Linked DNA regions of Homo sapiens: region 1 is linked to region 2. A link is a loop called in an ENCODE intact Hi-C map of the cell type or tissue named here. Cell type or tissue: GM12878. All regions are shown on one strand. Links, peaks and the distances in the headings refer to the core of each region. The heading gives the core; the rest is flanking DNA.

Region 1 (5,379 bases), core at 291-5,290, 1.1 Mb after region 2:
ATTTGTCCAGAATGAAATCCCTTGACACTATCACATTTGTCCCAGACACAGCTTTTGGACAAAATAGCCTTTACAGATCATTCAGAGGAATATTCATTGAGCAGTAAGTGAATTACAGTCAGTCGAAGCTTGCATAAATTACAGCTTCTGAGTGAAGGAAATAAGAAGAAATACATGATGAAAGCTGAGGCACATCAAGAAGCCCATCACCTAAGATTATTGTATCTCATGACATATTCCCCTAAACATGCTTCTCTTGGCTTCCCCTGTGCCATAACATGTATTCTATGAGAAAATGATAATAATTCTTGATTCCTCATGCTGACCTCCACATTTCACAGGTCAAGTAATGTTGAACATTTTAATTCCCAAAATTGCCTTCAATACATCCTTTCAATGCACTATCTCTCAACAGAGCAATTGAATTTTATTCTCCACCTACCCCAACATATGCACACACATTTGTCTCTATTGTCTTTGTGGTCAGCCCTTCACCGTTGTATTGGCAGAAGAATCTTCTACGTGACAAACTAATTGAATCACTGCCTTGGTCAAAGTCCTTTAGTAATTCCAAATTGATCAAAGCATAAAATCCCCAAAAGTGAAAAAATGTCCCCACATTCTGTTCAAATTGTCCTTCCATCCTTATTCCCAGAACGTTAATGTTTTAAAGAAACCAAGCTGCTCGCTCTTTCTAAAGCACATCCTGTCCTTTCACTGGGCTTATCCTGAACGGACCAAACAGAATGCTCTTCTTTCTCTTCCCCACCTGCCTGAATCTGGAACTTTTTTCTGTTTTCTCAGGTTGAGTTAGTTCTGCCCACCTTTGAGTATCAACACTTGACATATGCCAACCACGAATGGTCCTGACACCCTGATGGGAATGACTCTCCTGTTTGCTTCACTCACAAAAAATGAGCTCTTCCATTTAAAGGGCCATTTCACTTTCAGTTGTTATTGAAATATTTCATTAAAAATATTTTTGAATGAATGGATGGATGAATCTTGAAAAAGTTTGATTAAAATATGGTGCCAGCAGTCAGTAGCAGTTATGTTAGTTGGGGAGTGAGTCAGAGTATTGAAGGTCTCTTCCACACGGTCCCTACATAGTGGTCTTCCTGGCCTTGACCAAGCCTCCCATCATCAAGGGGAAATTCTGCCATTTCTTCATCATCATTTTCTTATCTGTAGGCCCTAGTGTCTAATGACATCGGATGAACCAGATGCTTAGTTTCTCCAGTAATGTTTTTGTCCTTTCTTGAACAAAAAGTTGTATAATGTTACTTAATCATATATGATTTTTTAAAAAATTGTATAATATTACTTAATCATACATGATTTTCTTAAAAATCATATAATGTTACTTAATATACATTCTTTGTGATGGGACAAAAATGGCAACTTTATTAGAGGAAGAGTTAATGTAAAAACCAACAATCTATTCTAGTTGCAATCCTCATTCAAAAATTCAAATCAGCTGATAAAATTGACATAAATTTTCAGATGTAAAACAAAGACATCTTCATCCTCTTAGTCTCCAGATAGATATCACTCGCCTGGAAAATTTTCTCTGACTCCTAGATTTGGGAGAAACTCACTGCTATGAATTGTCCCAGCACCCTGTTCTTACCATGCGACTCATAATAGCGGTAGCTATTTATTTCTTGTCATCCTTCCATACCTATCTAGGAACTCCTTGGGAGAGGGACAGGATCTTCCTAACCACTGTATTCCTCATGCCTAGTACAGTGATGGCACCCAGCAGAATTTCAGTAATAGGATTTAATGAAAGAACAAATGAATAGAGTTTGCTGGTAGAAAACAAGGCTAATTTTCAAACTTTCCCTGCTGACATGAAGAAGAAGGTATTTTCTTTAGCACCAACATGGTTTTTTTTAGCGCTCCCCAGCACTAAAGTGGAAATATGACAATGTACAGTTCACAGGAAGTAGATATTTCACACTATGATTAGTCTTTTTGGGTTGTTGACTGAACCAATCTTAGGACTTTAAAAGTCATAGGAATGCTGTAGCCCTATAACCATGAGTTCATGGCTGGCTGATTAGGCTCCTGAGACTAAAGCAACAGACACACAATCAAACCTCCTACTCTTGCTGCCTAAATTTTATTTATTATTTTTATTTATTTATTTATTTATTTATTTATTATTTTTTGAAACAGGGTCTTGCTCTGTCACCCAGGCTGGAGTGCAATGGTGTGATCTCGGCTCACTGCAACCTCTGCCTCCTGGGTTCAAACAAGTCTCCTGTTTTAGCCTCCTGAGTAGCTGGGATTAAAGGCGGCTGCCACCACGCCTGGCTAATTTTTGTATTTTTAGCAGACACGGGGTTTCACCATGTTGGCCAGGCTGGTATTGAACTCCTGACTTCAGGTGATCCACACACCTCACCCTCCCAAAGTGCTGGAATTACAGGTGTGAGAAAACATAAATGAAAACTGCAGTAAAGTAAACAAAGCAAAAGTGACAATAAGGAGTTGAAGGCAGCTGAGAGTTGAAAGTGTCCTGCAAAAGTCTCAAACTTTGCCGTTTTACTCAGAGAACTCTCTAGAGCCCTGGTCTAAGGTCCAGACAGACATGGTATTATCTGACTTTCTGTTCCCAAATCCCATCTGATTACGTTGCAGCCTCAGTTCTTTATCTGCTTCCCAGCCTATGTGGGTTTAGTGAATGACTGGCTCCCTGAAAACCCATCAGTCCAGATAGTGCCTTTCAGGGGAACCTCTTTCCTCCCAGGCTTGCACAGTGTATTTCAGCTGGGATGCCTCCTGATGACTCCCTCTGGCTGGTTCTGCTACATTCGCTCACTAACCTTTAGATACTCATTCATTATTAATGCAAAAGTGAGTGGTCATTGCCGAGTTGCAGTGGAAAGTCACACTTAACTTTCAATGCCATCTTCCTCTATTCCTGAAAGATGCTATTAGAATTAGGCAGGATGTTATAAGCTGAGAGAACAGCAAAGGAAAAGCATTTGCCTGCCTTCCAACCTCTCATAGCAATGATTAGAACACATTAAGGATTCTTTTCATTCTAGTAAGTATTTTTCTAGGTTTGCTCGAAGACCTAAATCAAGTTAGGGTAGGTTTTCGTAAGTGCCCGTGGTTTGGGCTGAAACCGAAAACTGATTCAAATGATGCAACTATTATGAAAGTTTTTCTGTAATAAAGTAATCATAAAATTGAAATTATGAAATGACTAGTGTTCACTGCCTTTCCATTTTCCAAGTAATTATCTGACGCTTCTGGGGTTTAGCAGATTTTTCTGCTAAATTTTTATTAAGATGAAAAAAGAAACATTTGTAAATAGCACCAAAGGTAGGATGTATTAAAAAGATACAGAGATGCTCAAAAGGCACTGAAATAAACTCTGTTTAATTTCTACTGGGGTCTTGCAAGCTTTTGGACACCCGAGTCAAATATTAAAACAACATTAGGGATTTTTTCTTAAGTTCAGAAACCCCCACCATCTAAGCAAAACATTTAAATTCTATTTTGGCCTTTGTTAGAGTTGGAGCATCATCAAACAGTACTTTTTCTAATCTGACATTTTAGAGGTTGGCAAATAATGACCATGAGCCACATTCAGCCCACTGTCTGTTTTTCTAAATACAGTTTTATTGGAGCACAACCACACCCATTTGTTTATGTCTTATCTGTGGGTGCTTTTCACACCTCAATGGCAGAGTTGAGTAGTTGCAACAGAGACCATATGGCCTGTGGAGCTGAAAATGTTTACTATCTGGCCCTTTACAGAAGAAGTTTGACAATGCCTGCTTTAAATAAAATATGCATTCTATTAGCTGGAGCTAGGCTTTTACAGATTATTAAAATATAACTAAATCCAATCCTTAACTTTCTGAGCTGCCATTACTCCCAAATATATTCCATTTGTGGCTGATAAAAACAATGTTTTTTTATTTTCTTTACCTCTCAAAAAATGCACTGAAGAAAACCTAACATATCAGAAGACCTGTCTATGGAAAAATAGGGGGAAAAGTCTCCTAAGAACAACCTCAGAGGGTTTTTAGAAGAGCAAACATTGCCCAATTTGTTCCCAACCAGTCCCATTTCTGTTGGTAAAATAAGCTCACAGCTTCAGTCATTACTCTTTGGGCCAGCAAGATCAAAGATGTGTTTATGTGAATGTGCCAGGGAAGGAGACAAAAAGCAGAGGTTCTCCACCATGGCTGCATATTGGAAGCACCTGGGAGATGAAGACAGTTCGAAAGCCAAGTCCCTCCCCAGGCCAATTAAATCAGAGTATGTGGAAATGTGGCCAGGGCAGCAGAATGTTTTCAAATTCCCCAGGTGGTTCTCCATTGCAAATAGAACTGAGAGTCGCTGGGTTCCAGTAAGGAAGGGTGCTATATGGAACAAGGACGTCACTTAAATTTGGGGGTTTTCCTTTCCACTGTAAAATGAGAGGGTTGAAATGAAGTTCTCTGAGGTCATTCCCGTCTGTGATTATAAGTGCAGTTCAATTGAATTAAGTTAATTTCCCCAAAAGAGGAAGCATGGAGCATTTTGACACCTTCTGTTATGAAGAAATATGTGGAATGGAAAGTGTTCAGAGCACGAATGGGTTCACTGCCGTGGGAACATGGGAAAGAAGGCTTGACGGTATTTCTGCTACTACTCTGTGGTTCAGTACTTCAGAAAGAAGAGAAGCCAGAACTTCTCTGGGACCTGTGTCAGACGCATGCTGTTACTCCTGCTGGCCTTTGCAGGCACCTCCAGTTCTGGTGGTTCACTTTTAGTTAACAGACAATAACCGAACACATGGTCTGAGGCTCACACTGTGCAGAGAGAGGGTGAAGCTTCTCAAGGGTGAATATTTTCTCTAGAGGAAAACAATGATGGGATAGATTCTGGTTCTGCTGCTTACCAGCTGTGAAAGATGGGATTTATTCATTCTCTCTAGACATCAGTTTTCTCATCTGCACAATAAGAGTAATAATCATCTCTCTATTCTGGTATCCTACAGAGGATTAAATAAAATAATGCATCAGAAGGCTTGGCAAAGTGTCCACCACAATGTAGGCTAAACAAAGAGTATATCATCATTACAATCATTTTCATTATTATTACTGTAATCATCATGATGTATTGGCAACACACAAGTGAATCAAAGGTACTGGCTACCAGTGATTTTCAATTTGTGGTTACAAATGACACCTAACAGGGCTGACTTTGTTAATATTTGAGGGGCTCTATAATAGTAAGATGGGAAGGTGTCTTTCTGTATAAAATACCTCAGACATTACGAGGGAGCCAGGCATGGTGGCTCCCGCCTGTAATCCCAGCACTTTGGGAGGCCAAGGCAGGTGGATCACTTGTGGTCAGGATCTTGAGACCAGC
Region 2 (5,379 bases), core at 255-5,254:
TTTGGTCTTGAGCTGGGCATGTCTTATAAGCACTTCTGTGAAAAGCAATTCTTTGTTCTTGGGTTTGCCAAATTTTAGGCACACTTCACTGGGTGATTTTCTAAGAGCTCGTGGAGATCAAAGTGAATTAGGAGGAAGAAAAACTTGTGGAAAGGTTGGGGAAGCACTAGAACAGTGGGCTATTGCACAAACAGCAGTGTCTGGTATGAGGCTGGCATCATAGTTTCCAGGCTCTGTTCTGTTTGCTATCTCCAGCAAGCCTCCTTTTGCAGATGAGAAAACTGAGGTCGGGCAGCTTTGTGACTTTGGGGATGATGTTTTAGAGACCCCATGACAATGGTAGGGCTGGGATACAGACGCATGTGTCCCAGTGCTCTGGCCCCATGACGTGTGAACTCCACCCACCATCATAAAGGGCACTGTCTATTTGGAAGTCCCCCGGTCCCTAGCTGGGCTCCTGGGATGAAGAGGAGGATAGGGAGGGACATGGCGGGTGTAAGCTAGGGTCCTGTTCTGCCTGCTACCCTGGGCTGCAGGGAAATGCTGGTAAATGTTTAACAACTGACACCCTTCCCCACCAAAAATAAAAAGCCCCAAGTTATAGCATTTTCCCACGTCTGTGGTGTTAATTCTCTCCCATCCCGATTCTGAACTACCAATGAGAGACTGATAAGTGCACATCTGGAAAGAGATGCTCCCACTCAGCAATAATGATGCTGTGGGGTGGGCACCCTGATGTTGGTGTTCTGCTACTACACCTGTTGGCCAAACCCCCCAATGTTTGTGAGAGAGCTAGGGCAGAGTGGCTGATGGCTGGAGGATTACGGAGACTAAGGGGACACAGGCTGCTTGGTGAGGGGGCTGCCCCGAAGGCAGTGATGTCACTCTGAGGCAGGAGAGGGCTGAGGCTGCATGTGCTGACCGGTCCCCCGAGGAAGGGCTTTAGAGGCTATCCTGGCAAGGAGCGCTAACGACCTCCCACCCATTGCCAGGGACCTCAGTGACCTGTCCATTGTCACACAGCTAGCAGCCGCCGCATTCTGAGCCTCCAGGTTCCGAGCTTGTGAACCAGCTCTCGTTCGCTCAGAGGCCTCAAGGGCGGGATGCCTGGCAGCTCCCTTCCTACCATGGGCCAGAGGCGGAGAAACAGGTGCTGACTGGAGCTGGGAAATGACTCCTCCCTCGGCCCGGATGGAGTGCTTCCCACTCCCGCACCCCACTGGAATCCCACCCCCCTCCCTGAGACCCAGGAAGTTGCTGGAAGAAAGGAGGAGAGGACAGGATGTCCAGGCAGGTGCAGGGATGTCAGGGGATGCCCCTGGAGTGTTGCAATAGCCTCCTGGGAGTACTTTCTAAAAGCATGGCTGAGCCAGGCCGGCATGGGCTTGTGGGAGTAGGTGATTCCGGGTCTCCTGCCTCCAGGGCCTGTCATGAGGACTCCACAGAAAGTGACTCCACAACAGTGGGACTCAATGAGCACCTTTGGGAACTTATCCCCACCTCACCTTTAACATTAAAAAAAAAAATCACATCAAAACAGAGTGGCAAACTGGTAAAAAGTACAGATACTGGAGCCCCACTGCCTGCACCCAGGCTGCAGGAATTTCTAGCAGTGTGATACTCAGGACACTAGGCAACTTGCTTCTCTCCCCCACCTCAGTTTCCCCATCTGTAAGATGCTGATGATGGCGGCTGACAGTGCCCATCTTGTAAGGTTGCCACGAGGATCAAATAATTTTATATATATATATATATATATATATTTTTTTTTTTAGACCGAGTCTTGCTCTGTCACCCAGGCTGGAGTACTGGGGCATGATCTCAGCTCACTGCAACCTCCACTTCCCAGGTTCAGGTGATCCTCCTGCCTCAGCTCCCCCAAATAGCTGGGATTACAGGCATGTGCCACCACACACAGCTAATTTTTGTATTTTTGTAGAGATGGGGTTTCACCCTGTTGCCCAGGCTGGTCTCGAACTCCTGAGCTCAAGTGATCCACCTGCCTCGGCCTCCCAAGTGCTAGGATTATAGGACTGAGCTACCGCGCCTTGCGATTATAGATACTCTTAATCACACATGCTGGGAACAGTCCCTAGCAGGTGTGGAAATCAATAAATATAAGCTACTAGAGTATTATCTGTATTAAAGTGGGTGGTCTCTGAATACGGGTGCTCCTTCAAGCCTTTTGCGGGGTGGCTTGTTTGGAGGGAGGCTTTACTTGCCGTTCTGCCTCCCAGCCAAGCTGCTCCGTGTTGGACCTGTGCAGGCAACGAGGGGCTGAAATGGTGCTTAATGGCAGCATGGCGTGTCCTTTACTCCAGGCTGTACGCGGGCAGCTCCGAGATCTCCATTTCTGAGCCTCTTGCTCCACTGTAGACTTGGGAACTACTGCTTCTGCTCCCCCAGGTGCATCACCGTCTACGGGAGGAGGATGCTGAGGGGCAGTAGGACTTGGACCTGCCTTGGTGTGACTGGCCTTGGAATTCCAGATGTGCCACTTCCAAGCTCTGTGACACAGAGCAGGTTACTTCACCTCTCTGAGCCTTGGTCGTTATTGTTGATTGCTCAATGAGCATTTATTGAGCACCTCCTTTGTGTGGAGTTCTATTTTAGGTGTGAGAATTAATAGATTCACATAGCCACTAGTCACTGTTACTTAGACATGGCTCTGGGCCTGAGAGAACGTGAAATCTATTAGGGAAAAGATCACTAAATTGATGATGGTCAAGCGTGCACAAGAGTGGGAAAAGGTCCTGGAAGGCTCTCCAAAGGACGGGCTGCATTTCAGGGAGAGATGGGAAGCAGCCTGCGGGATCGGGGTACCCTGGAAGGGTGTGTGAGGGGTGGAGGGTGAAGGTGAGGAGGCAGGTGGCACAGCTGTAAAAATGACACAGTGTGAATGCGTGGGGCTCAGGGCAGGCACGCCAGCTCCCAAAGTGTAGGGCCATGCACTATGTTATGTGGTTTAAGCAGATAACTCATTTCATCCTCATAAATCCTCTGAACTAGTCACAGTATTTGTAACTCAATGTTACAAATTACAAGTAATGATAAACCACAGCCTGCCCGAAGGTCACAGAGCCAGGACATGCAGCATGGGCAGTAGGTGGGCTCCACTCTGAGCCCTAGGCTTCACCACAAGGCTCTGCTGCCTCCTACTGTGTCTTCCTTTCTTCCTGCCATGTTGGAGGAACTCAACTGGGAACCACTAGCCGCAGTCCTGAATGGGCCCTTTCTTCCCATGAGGACACCTGGCTGGAGGTTGGGGCCCAGAGGAAGTGGAGCGACAGCAGGTGTAGAATGGTTTCTGTTTGCTTCTCAGTTCTGAAGTGTTTCCTCTGATAACATTCACAGACAGCAGCTCTGCTGGACAGTTACTGCCCACCTGGAGGGCTTGAGGTGCTCTGTGTGGGGAGGTGGAGGAGGGGAAGGGGAGGAGGAGGAGGAGGGGAAAGGGAGGAGCAGGAGGAAGAGGAGGGGGAGAAGGAGGAAGACCTTGAGGAGGAGGAAGATAGGGAAGAGGAAGGGAGGAAGGAGAGGGAGGAGGGGGAGGAGGGGGAGGAGGGTGGATAAAGAGGAGCAGGAGGCAGCCATGCCCAGTGCCTGAGCAGGACCTGAGTGTGCTGTTCCTGAAGGTATTAGGAACCTCGAGCTTTCTACACCCCAGCTTCCTTTGGGTTGAGGTGTTCCTGAGACATTCACAGTGTCAAGGGCAGCCCTCCTTCGTGACGCAGGGGACGAGATACCATCGGAACAGGAGTATATTTAGAAGACAGGAAACCAGCCCTCCAGCTTGCCCTTGATTTTACAGCCAGCGTTTTAGCCTTGTGAGCACCCCCGGAATTGACTGAGGCTGCAGGGCACTGTGAGAGGCCCTGCAGCCACCCATGTGGCCTCTTCCCCTTTTCTCCTCTCTGCCTCTTGGCCTCTCTGCTGTCTCTCTTTCTGTTTCTATGCTGTGCTGGCTTTGCTGGGGTTGTCCCAAAGTGATGGGGGAGAAATGACATTTTACTTGGAACTGAGTCATTTTGCTGGATTTTTTCAGCTGCGTTCCTGATTAGTAAACCTGTTTCAAGAATGGGAAAATGCACGGGGCTATTTTTAAGTGTTCTCAGCACCAGTGTCCCTAATTCCTAGAACAGACATCAATTGCTTTTCTAGTCTCAAATGCAGATAAACATGCGGCAGCGACATGACCTTTAGCAAAGTAGACTTGCCTACCAACAGTTTGCTCATCTGTAAAATGGGGCTCACACACCCTACCTCATGGGCAGAGGAAGAAATGAGACAATGAGCACCTGACCCCCCACACAGTGCATATTGCCTATGGGTGTTTAATGTGCTGAAGGTTCCTCTGGTGGTTTTTTTCTGGATGAAACTGTGCCAAGACCAGCCCCAGGGGAACTGGTGAATCCCCTGGTGTGCTAAATACAGGTGTGTTTCTTAGTTTAAAATCCGCCTTTGGTCGGCTACTGGAGGAATCATACTGAAACTTGTACTTAAATCATCAGCTGGGAGAAAAGTTGGTAACTCCTGCTCAGTAAATAAACATTTGCCAAGCCCTCCCGTGCTAGCTCTGCACAGACAGATGGAGAGGGAAAGGGAGGTCACACAGCTCTGCCTGAGAGCCTCCATGAAGGGAAGGAGGTGAGCACAGAAATGAGGACCAGGCAGTGAGAATTGTGGGATGGGGATGGGGTGCCTGGCTCTACTAGGGGAGTTTGGAAATGGCTTATCTGCAGGTCTCATTATCCATGGTTGAAAGCTAGAGGACACTCCAAAATGCAGCAGTAGTGGAAAGACTGGGGCACCATACGCTGTGAGGAATACGTGACCTTCCAAGAATGAAACACATTTATGTGGCTAATTTAAATGACAGCCGTGATCAATTTAGTGTCTGTTGAGTGCTAGACATCGTGCCCAGTGGTTTGCATGTACCTCCTCATGGGATCTTCACAGCAGCTCTGTGGGGCTGGTACTGTCCTCATCTCCAGATTACAGATGGGGCCAAGATACTTGCTCAAGGTTGGACAGTTAAGAGACAGCAGAGTGGGGTTTGAATGAGATCTGTGTGACTTGAAGTTGGCTCTGCCTGTGCTGGCACCTGGCTTCCCTGCTCAGAGGATGGGCTCACCCTTCTCCCCTGGCCCATGCCAGCAGTGAGGGAGGCATCCTAGGTTCCCTGGTCTCTCTTGCTACCATGTCCAAGCAATGTTGAGTCCGAGCTATCCCGCCTCCCTCAGCGCCATCCTAATTCTGCTTCTCATCCCCTCCCCGCTGCCCCACATGGGTCCCGCCTCACCCTCTGTCTCCTGGCCTCCTGCAGGAGCAACCTAGGTGGTCTCCTTCTGGCTGTTCCTCCTCAAACCCATGCCTTCG

The links. Peaks named below come from ENCODE experiments on the same cell type or tissue, not always from the same donor. Only the 100,000 strongest peaks of a DNase experiment are listed, where the experiment ranks them.
Region 1: it touches region 2 in a loop (3-fold over the local background); 2 of 110 quality-filtered maps call a loop at or near these places.

Annotation. Positions count from the first base shown.
Region 1 is chr2:7,435,625-7,441,003 of GRCh38, reverse strand. All of the region lies in intron 4 of LOC100506274 (a long non-coding RNA gene), which reads right to left. Among named protein-coding and RNA genes, the nearest start is that of LINC01871, 290 kb to the left of the region's middle. In GM12878, for the core only: no CTCF peak of the experiment used is centred there; DNase peaks (open chromatin) are centred at 2,860, 2,863 and 3,639; H3K27ac peaks cover 216 bases.
Region 2 is chr2:8,514,005-8,519,383 of GRCh38, reverse strand. No RefSeq gene overlaps it. Among named protein-coding and RNA genes, the nearest start is that of LINC01814, 67 kb to the left of the region's middle. RefSeq lists enhancers at 3,927-3,976, 4,177-4,286. In GM12878, for the core only: a CTCF peak has its summit at 3,148; DNase peaks (open chromatin) are centred at 3,183, 3,843 and 4,403; H3K4me3 peaks cover 2,077 bases; H3K27ac peaks cover 2,796 bases.